3 separate regions of the Homo sapiens genome follow, and all the other regions are linked to region 2. Evidence: chromatin contacts called from ENCODE Hi-C or POLR2A ChIA-PET data. All regions are on one chromosome and are shown on one strand. Each heading gives the region's core, a stretch centred on a gene start or an enhancer-like site at or near the end of the contact. The rest is flanking DNA. Distances are from core to core; before and after follow the strand shown.

Region 1 (2,936 bases), core at 58-2,557, 320 kb before region 2:
CCCTCCTGCCTCAACCTCCCTCCACCCTCTACCCACCTGGAAAGGCTGTGGAACCCAAGGTGACCCTGAAAAGGTGGTCCTTCTGGCAGGATTGCTGATGGGGCCTGCCCTGCCCAGGCCCAGAGCTAGCCCTCTCTGCCAGGCAGGCACTGTTTAAAACCTGCAGACATCCTCGACAGACATTCTCTAAGACCTTGCCCACTCCAGTAATCCACAAGATTGAGGGCAGACAGGAAAGGAAAGGGTATCACTCAGACAGACTTGTCTTTCCCTGGAAGGCCAGCTGTACGGCTTCCATTCACTCCTGGAGCTGACCTGCCTCCCTCTTTGTCCTTTTCTGGCTGTGCTTAAGAGCCTAGCTTCCCTGGCAGCCTAAGGTCAGGGTCTGTGACTGGGATGCGTGCGGAGAAGGGGAGGAAGGCCGGTGACAGGCGGCTAAGGCAGCAGCAACGGGGGAGATATGAGAGCGGACAGAGGACCCAGGGAGAGGCCGGGCCCTCAGCTCACTGCCCCGCGGCCCCAGGGGCCACCTGTGCCCTGACACCACCTGACCCTCAGCAAACTTCCGCCCAGTGGCTTCCTGCCAGAAATCTAGCCAGCCGTGCACCCGCCTCCCTTACAAACAATCCTTGCCCAAAGGTTAGCAATGTGGCTGCCGTCACCTACGCCCAAGTCAACAGTTGACGCTTTAGTACGGGCCAGGTGGGCATGCGCCCCGTGAGCATCACCGAGAAAGTCTCACAAAAGCCCCTGGGGAGCGGGGGGAGGGCTCAGTCACGTGCCCCAGGCCGGTGCCCCACCCCCGCCCCCGCCGCCCCCCCGCCCTGGGGTTTCTGGTCCCTCCGGGAATGTTCCCAGAAGCGCCAGCCCAGCCCAGCCCGGGGTACCAAGGCGCCCAGGCCCGAGCGGGTAACCATGGCAACCCCAGGACGCCGGCTCCCGGCGGCCCCGCCATTCCTCCGCCCCGGGAGGCGCCCGGCAGACCCCCGACCCCCAGCGGGTCCTTTCCCCTGGGGCCGCCGGGGCGGGGCGGGGCAGGGCAGGGCGAGGAGCGCATGCGCGGCGGGGCCGGCCCCTCTCCCCGACTGGATACTCACAGACTGCCCCCAGCACCCCAGACAGGCGACACAGCCAGCGGTACCACCACGTCATGCCCTCTTCCTGCGCGGGCGGCGCAGAGCTGGCGGACGCCCCGGGCGCCCCACCTGAGCTGCTCATGGTGCCACCGTCAGGCGCAGCTCACAGCCCTCACAAAGGGCTCGGTAGCCGGCCGCGTCCGAGCCGGCGCGCTGCCTTGTGGGAGAGGGAGCATATTAGCATAGGGGGCGGGGCTTTCAGGCTGCGGCGAGGCGCGCCCGAAGGGAGGCGGGTGCTCATTAACATAGTGAGCGGGACCCTCATGCCGCGACTAGGGGCGTTTGAGGGGAGGTAGGTGCTCATTATTGTAGGGGGCGGGACCCGCAGGCTGCGGCGAGGAGCTGGGGGTGGGGAGCTCGTTAGCATACGGGGCGGGGCTCGCAGGCATCGGAGAGGTGTGCCCGAGGGGGGCGGGCGTCATTAGCGTAGGGGGCGGGGGCTCGCAGTTTGCGGCGACTTGCTCCCAAAGGAGGCGGGCGCTTATTAGCATAGGGGGCGGGGCCTGGAGGCGCGCAGACACCTTAGCGGTCAGAGCCTCACACCAGGACACACGGGTGGGGCTTCGCAGGGAGCTGGCTAATGCGCCATCCTCGGAGTGGAATCCTGATTGGATTTTCTTCCTGGATAGGAAGAAGATAACTAGGGACGTCCAGCGGCTTGCTCAGATCAAGATAGAGCCAACCGCGGCCAGCGAATCCCTGCCTTGCCATGGGATGGGTTTTCAAGCCAGGTCTGGACAGCTTATAAGAAAAAAACGCCGGTCAGCCTGCATGTTTTATTTATTGGTACCCGAGGAAATGGGGGCTGCTTTTCCAGAGTCCCCACCTCCAACCCCCTAGCCTTTTGGACATTGGAGAAGACTCTAAAGTAGATACCTAAGATTGGAAAAAGTTCGAATTGGAAAGCACTGAGACCAGGGGTCAACCCTCCAGGGCTGGCCAGACACGGAACAAATGTTCAATGACCCTCAGGTTCCTTCCTTTCCCTTCCAGGACTGAGGGTCCTGCATCTCCGGTACCCATGATTGGAGGGTCCAGTACTGGCCCCGCAGGCTGGCCTGAGCCTTCAGGAAGCCCTCGCTGAACTCCATCTCAGCCTGGCTGCTCTCTGACTCCCAGTAGAGCACCTGCTGCCCATGGAACGCTGTGGTCCTCAAGCTGTGGGTGTCCCGGATCTGAGAGAAAAGGGGCAGCCCAGAAGGACCGGCCACAAGTAATAATTAGCACTCACGGAAGCCTTCGTGTGCAAGGGCTCACAGATTCCGGATCACATTTAATGCTTACAAAGCCCTACTAGGAATACGCCATTACTCTACCCAGAAAACCGAGGTCCAGGGACGTTACATCACTTCCCCAAGGACACACAGTCAGGGTGCCAGAGCGGGGCCAGGCTGCCTCCTCTGGGGAAGCTGATACCCTGCAGAACACAGTTCTCCCAGGACACTTGAAACCTCGGGGAGGGTGCAGGGTGCTATTCTGTCCAAGTTATATCAGACTGTAAAATTATGCTTCAGTCTTGGGTTAGCTGTCAGTCTACATCAGAAAGGTCTTTACCATTCTTTACCATTTCGCTTTTTTTTTTTTTTTTTTTTTGAGACAGAGTCTCACTCTGTTGCCCAGGCTGGAGTGCAGTGGTGCGATCTGGGCTTAGTGCAACCTCCACCTCCCGGGTTCAAGTGATTCTTGTGCCTCAGCCTCCCAAGTAGCTGGGATTACAGGCACACGCCACCATGCCTGGCTACTTTTTCTATTTTTAGTAGAGACAAGGTTTCATCATGTTGGCCAGGCTGGTCTCGAACT
Region 2 (3,026 bases), core at 253-2,752:
TCACAGTTGTAAAGGCCAGAGGTCCAAAATCCAGGGGTCAGCAGGACCCTGCAGTCTCTGAAGGCCCTTTTCCTTCCTAATCCTTCCATCTCTAAGTCTGTGAGGCAGCTAACAGGTTTTGTAGTATTGTCTCACATTAGCGTGGTGATGTCCCCAGGAAGTAGACGTTAGAACCATCCCCATTGTGCAGGTCAGGAGACTGGGGAGGCCCTGAAAGGCACAATGGCTAGTTTGGGGTCACAGAACTGGCAAGAGGCAGGAGCTTGGTGACCCAGATGGCTTCCCCTCTCTGAGCCTCAGGGGCTGGGAGCATGAGAACACACTGGTTGGCTGTCCCAGCTCCCAGGGTGGCTGTGAGTACCTGGAAGTGCCCCTTGTCTCCCCTCACACATCTGCCATCACTCTCCCCATTTCCTTAACCCCCAGCACTGCTGCCACTTGATTTTTACGAACATCTGAATATGACGAACATACAGATTTTTACGAACATCTGAATATGACGAAGTAGCAAAGGTGGATATTCACTCATTCATTTCGTATCTGTCTCCTGGGCCCAGGCCATGCCGGGGCGGGGGGTGGGGGTAACAAGAATCCGGGGAGTTGCCAGGGGAAGGGGAAGTGCTCATCTGGGGAGTGCGTGGGCACAGAGAGATTCCAGAAGGAGGTGTCCTGTGGTCGTGGTTGATTCGTGGAGGGGAGGTGTGGTGATGGCACAGAGGGTGATGACTGGGACCAGTGTCTATCGGGTCAGCTTCCTGGGCTGCTGTCACAAAGTGCTGGGTGGCTCAACACAACAGAAATGTATTCTCTCACAGTTCTAAAGGCCAGAAGTCCAAAATCCAGGGGTCAGCAAGGCCATGCTGTCTCTGAAGGTTCTAGGAGAGGATACTTCCTTGCATCTTCCAACCTCTGGTGGCTGCCAGTTTCCTTGGCATTCGTTCCTGGTTTTGTAGACGTGTGACTGCAAACTGTGCCTTCATCAGTTCGTGTCTGTCCGCCTGTGCGTGTCTGTCCAATTTTCCCTGTTATCATAAGGATAGCAGTCATTGGATTAAGGCCCACCCTAATCCAGTATGACCTCATCCGGATTCTATCCGCACAGACCCTATTTCCAAATAAGATCTCATTCACGGGTACCAGAGATCTTTTTGTTCAGGGACACAGTTCAACCCGTAACAGGAGTATTGGGAATGATCCCCCTCCCAAAGGCCGGGTACCCGCGTGCCTACGGGGACTAGGGGAGCAGCGGGGAGTCGGAAGACATCGCAGGAACCCAGCCCCCAGCCAGGGGGTGTGGGGGCGTGAGCGGAGCCCGCCTGCTCCTCAGCTTGGCGCGCTCTGGCGGCAGCACCAGCAGGTGGCGCTGTGCCCTCCCGTGCGGCCGCCCAGCCCGGCGCGGAGCTGCCGCAGACAAAGGTCTCGCTTTCGGGTCGCGAGGAGCTTGCGCACAGCTGTAAACAGGCCAGGGGCACGGCCACCTCATGGGTGACACACACGGGAGGAAATCAAACCAGGCGGGGCCGAGGCGGGGTGACTGGGTGGCGACTTTGCGTCGGAGGCCGGCGGGGGGCGGAGGAGGAGGTGACAGGGGTGGCGAGGAGGACCATGGTTTGCAGACCGTGGTGTCAGCGGGGCGGAAAGGAAGGCAGGGAGGAGGGATAGGGGACCTGCGAGGCTGCAGGGGCCAGGAGTTTGCCTTTCGTTTGGTTCCTCGCCTGCAAGCTGAGCCGGCCTTTCTCAGGCCTCTCCAGAGGCCGTGCGGCTGATGACACTGCGGTTTGCAGATAGCTCTCCTGTTACTGCAGGCCCAGGTCTGCGGGTGCTCGGAAGGCAGCCCTGGGCACGGGTGGGCTGTCTGTGCAGATAGAGACTTGAGGGGTCCTTCCCCCCAACCCCAGCCCCAGACCCTGCCTCAGGGGAGCTGGGATGCCTGAGGTGGTCCTGCTGCTCCTGGTGGGGGTCAGCACAGCCCCTCAGAGGCGCCTTTGATATACAAAGGGGCGAGGCAGTGTGGGGCTGAGGAGCAGGGGTCAGGTCCCCGCCATGGAGCTGCTCACATGGCATCAGCGAAAGGGAGCGGAGTGCACAGCGGGCCGCTGGCCCAGGAGTGGAATGAGTGGAAGCCATTCCTTTATTTTATTATTATTATTATTATTATTATTATTATTATTGTTGTTGTTGTTGTTATTATTATTATTATTATTATTATTATTATTATTGAGACAGGGTCTTGCTCTGTGGCCCAGGCTGCAGTGCAGGGGCCAGATCACGGCTCACTGCGTCCTCGACCTCCTGGGCTCAGACCTCCAGAGTAGCTGGGGCGGCAGGTGCACGCCAACACTCCCAGCTAATTTTTGGATTTTTTTTGTAGAAACAGTTTCACCATGTTGCCCAGGCTGGTCTCAAACACCTGGGCTCAAGGGATTCCCCCCGCCTCGGCCTCCCAAACTGCTAGGATTAAAGGCTTGAGACACTGCATCCAGCAAGAGGCCATTTCTTACTGTCACCTCCCTACCCGCACAAGGCCCTCCCACCACCTCCTCGCTCACCGAGCTACCAGGCCCGCCCCTGAGGCTGCTGGTCCTTGACAGTTGGTTCAGCGATTGATTCACACAGCAGATACTGGCCTCTGTACACCTGGCTGGCGCTGGGTGCCTGGCCTGTGGGAAGCACCCTGGCTTCTGTGGAAGGCTCAGGGGTATGGGGCAGACAGATCTTGTGGAGAAGGCATGGGCTGCGAGCCTGGGGACCTGGATTCAGTGGCCACTCTGCCATCAGTGGCGTGGTCAGTCACCATTGCACGCTAGCCACAGGACTATTCTCCACAGAGTCCTTCCCTCTGTCCCCTGCTGCAGAGGTGCCTGGTGATGACAGCCAGCCTGTAGGCCTTGTGCTAAAGTGTCCCTTGTATCTGCTCAGCACTCTGCAAGATAAGTGCCACTGCCATCCTCACTTCCAGGTGGGGAAACTGAGGCACTGGAAGGGGAAGGAACTCCCACAGCTAGGTAGTGGCAGCTTGGCAATGG
Region 3 (2,975 bases), core at 350-2,849, 270 kb after region 2:
TGGATGCAGAGTTCATGCCCTGGCTCTGCCCAATCTAACCAGTGGCCCTAGCCAAGATTTCCCCCTTTTCTGGGCCTCAGTTTATCCATCTGTCAAATGAGAGAGTTTGGATTAGCCTCTTCTTCAAGAGGCCTTCTGGTTCTAAGGCTGTATGATCAACAACTGATGAGAAAAGAAGCCCAGAAAGGGGAAGTGACTCACCCAAAGTTACCCAGCCAACCACTCCTCATTGTTCTAATCCTCCAACTTCTCATCTGTAAAATGGGAATGAAGGTGCCTATTTCACAGGATTGTTGGAACGATTAAATGAGATACTACTACTAATAGTAGCCCCATATATTGTGTGCTTACTGCATGCCAATTACTCTCCAATACATTAGCTCCTGAAATCCTTCAGCAGTTCCCTCTTCACAGGGCAGGAAAGTGAGGCACGGAGCAAGCAGAGAGTTTGCCAAGCTCACACAGTAAGAAGCGGAGCCAGAACTTGAAGCTGGGGCTGTCTGCATTGACTGTGCCATTTTCCCTCTCCATAAGGTACAGAGACAACAGAATTTTGCCGAGAGCACAAAGAGTTCAACAAACTCTTACAGCTCCTACGATTAACGGCAACAGACAAGAGCTAGAGATCCCAATTCAGTGTTGCGACTAATAAAATATCAAGCTGCCCCGTACCACTGGGAATTCATACGACTTAAAAAGCTCCGTCTCCAGCGCGAACCTTCCCCTCGCCCCCACCCCGAGACAGCTGTGCAGGCCCCTCCATCCTCCGGACCCCTCCATCTTTCCATCCTCCACCCCAGCTTCCAGTTTCTGACCCAGAGGCCGGGGTGGGGTCCGAGTGGGCCCACCCACACTCATCCCTGTTTACCCTTGCTTGTCCTAGAGCGCTCTTCGCTCCACGGAGCACCCAGAGAAGTTGGAGTGACTCCGTGAGTGTCGGTGCCCCGGAGGGTGGGGAGGCCCGTTCCAGGACTTGGGAGGCGAGGGTGGGTGGGGACGTCGGGCGAGAAGGGGCGGGGCCGCGGGCGTGATTGTTACCGCCGGTGCCATAGCAATCGGGTCACTTGGCGGCTTGGCCAGAGCCGGGGAGCTGGGAGGGGTCTACCGGGGCTCGACTCTAGGAGTTGGGCTGAGGATTTCCACCCGATCCTCGAACCTCCGGCCCATCTCATGGACGCCCCTCCCCCTTCAAACACCCTCCCCCACATTTATTCCCGCGTCTGTTTTAAAGATGGGTAAACTGAGGCACAGGGAGCCGGGCCGGGGAGCACTGACAGAACCAGAAGCAGGTTCTGCCTCCCGTCCCCTCGGAGGGCCGACTTGCCCCTTCTGGGTTTCGTCGGGGGTCTCAGATACGAGGAGGCCCAGCTGGAAGCCACCTGAGGGTGTCCCCCGCTAAGATGCGCAAATGGGAAAAGCGAGGCCGGGGTTGGGGAAAGAACTTGCCCGAGCCGCAGAGCGCGTCAGCCGGGGAGGTCGGGGCGGGGGCGACCCGCGCGACCGAGGATCGGGTATCTGGGCCCGGCGCGGAGCCTGCAGGGCGGGGCCGCGGCGCGTGCTGATGACGCAGTCGGCGCGGCGGCCCTAGCGACGCGGTTACTAGGGAGCGGCGAGCCGAGACGGCTACATGGACGCCACTATCGCCCCGCACCGTATCCCCCCCGAGATGCCCCAGTACGGGGAGGAGAACCACATCTTCGAGTTGATGCAGGTGACCGGACACCCCTGCCCGTCGCGACGCTGGCGGCGGCTCGGGAGCCTCCACTGCGACGTCGGGTGCGCGGCCGGGACCCGCAGCTGGGGCCGAGTCGCGCGCCCACGAAGCAGCCCAACTCGGGATGTACGATTCGTGTGTCGCCGTGACCCCGAGGGGGCCCTCGAGCTGGGGACGCTCCTGGTCCTGCCCGGGTTTGCCTCAGGCGGACCCAGGGGGAGGAAGGGGGCCACTCGAGCCGGGATTTGGTCCTGGCTGTGCCGCCAGCGGGCCTTATGGTCTGGAACCAGTCCTTTCCTTTTCTCGGTTTCCCCACCTGTGAAATGCCAGGTTGCAAGAGGTGGTCTCCCAGGGGCTCTCCCGGCGCTGACAATTACCATCTGTCGAATTTGTGGGGAGCCTCTCGGCCCAGGTTTCTGAGGTGGGCATTGTCCGAGTTCAAGCTGGCATCTCCATCCTCAGAGAGGGCCGCCTCTGGGACAGCAGCATCTCCCACCTTGGTCCCTCCTCCTCAGGGCCAGACGTCCCCGGCAGCTCCGAAGCTCTCATTCTGGCTCCAGGCCTGACTGGGCCCCCAGCTCACCGTGTGACTTTGGGCGAGGCCCCGTCCCCGCCAGGGCCCCAGTTTTCCCTTTTGCACGTGGTGGAGGTCAAGGCTTTCAGGAGCTGGAGGGGAAGAACTCTCAGCCACTCAAAGGTTCTGAGAGGCAAGGGGAAGCTGGAGCTCAGTTTTCAGATCATTTGTCTGCTTCCCAGGGTACACCCCATCCCCAGGGGCATGGCATGGAGGGCATAGTGGTGTCTGTGGTCATTTGAGGTTCTGCCCTGCACACTAGACAGCTGAGCCCAGACGAAGAAACCCGTGTCTGCACCTCCATCAAACACATTTCCCTCGGAAAGTGTTAACTGATAGAGGGAGAGCAAGAGATTCCTAAAACTGCTTGAGTGGCCAATCACAAATCAAATAGCTAGCTGGGTTAGAAGTCAGCAGGTCAGGGCAGGATGGGGGATCATCTGGAGCCCTGTTGTCTGCTCTAGAGAACCTGGTGTGTTTTCCACATTGATTGTTGGAGGAATTGCCCAGGAAAGCTTTTATTGATTTTGAAACAGGGTCTTGCACTGCTGCCCAGGCTGGAGTGCAGTGATACAATCATGGCTTACTGCAGCCTTGAACTCCTGGGCTCAAGCAATCCTTCTGCCTTAGTCCCTCCAGAGTAGCCGAGACTACAGGTGCAGGCCACCATACCTGGCTAATGTTTTT

The links. Hi-C counts contacts between places; a loop is a spot of excess contacts on that map. ChIA-PET counts read pairs that join two places held with the same protein, here RNA polymerase II (POLR2A). Pooled maps may share reads with other maps.
Region 1: a pooled map shows a loop between it and region 2 (6-fold over the local background). The contact joins the promoter of CACFD1 here to the enhancer-like site in region 2. A Hi-C loop is called at or near these places in 3 of 37 single-sample maps with no recorded cell type and 13 of 50 pooled maps. POLR2A ChIA-PET finds 5 or more read pairs at or near these places in 1 of 52 experiments (PC-9).
Region 3: a pooled map shows a loop between it and region 2 (4-fold over the local background). The contact joins the promoter of AK8 here to the enhancer-like site in region 2. A Hi-C loop is called at or near these places in 1 of 168 maps with a recorded cell type or tissue (B cell), 4 of 37 single-sample maps with no recorded cell type and 9 of 50 pooled maps. POLR2A ChIA-PET finds 5 or more read pairs at or near these places in 2 of 52 experiments (OCI-LY7 and activated CD4-positive, alpha-beta T cell).

Annotation. Positions count from the first base shown.
Region 1 is chr9:133,458,349-133,461,284 of GRCh38, reverse strand. It overlaps CACFD1 (calcium channel flower domain containing 1), which reads right to left and starts at 1,307. Exons shown (of 5, transcript NM_017586.5): 1 at 1,098-1,307. The coding sequence starts at 1,218. ADAMTS13 (ADAM metallopeptidase with thrombospondin type 1 motif 13) reads right to left here. Exons shown (of 29, transcript NM_139027.6): 29 at 1,899-2,311. The coding sequence ends at 2,105. RefSeq lists silencers at 792-1,091, 1,382-1,481, 1,492-1,711.
Region 2 is chr9:133,142,932-133,145,957 of GRCh38, reverse strand. It overlaps a transcript of RALGDS not described here. Among named protein-coding and RNA genes, the nearest start is that of GBGT1, 19 kb to the left of the region's middle. RefSeq lists silencers at 1,193-1,312, 1,343-1,442 and enhancers at 1,589-2,148, 2,601-2,690, 2,741-2,870. Within about 2 kb of position 1,502, at least 27 of the 41 ENCODE cell types and tissues checked have a DNase peak (open chromatin) inside an H3K27ac peak, as active enhancers do; they include B cell, where a contact is called at or near this core.
Region 3 is chr9:132,876,908-132,879,882 of GRCh38, reverse strand. AK8 (adenylate kinase 8) reads left to right here and starts at 1,599. Exons shown (of 13, transcript NM_152572.3): 1 at 1,599-1,711. The coding sequence starts at 1,628. SPACA9 (sperm acrosome associated 9) reads right to left here and starts at 985. Exons shown (of 4, transcript NM_001316897.2): 1 at 869-985.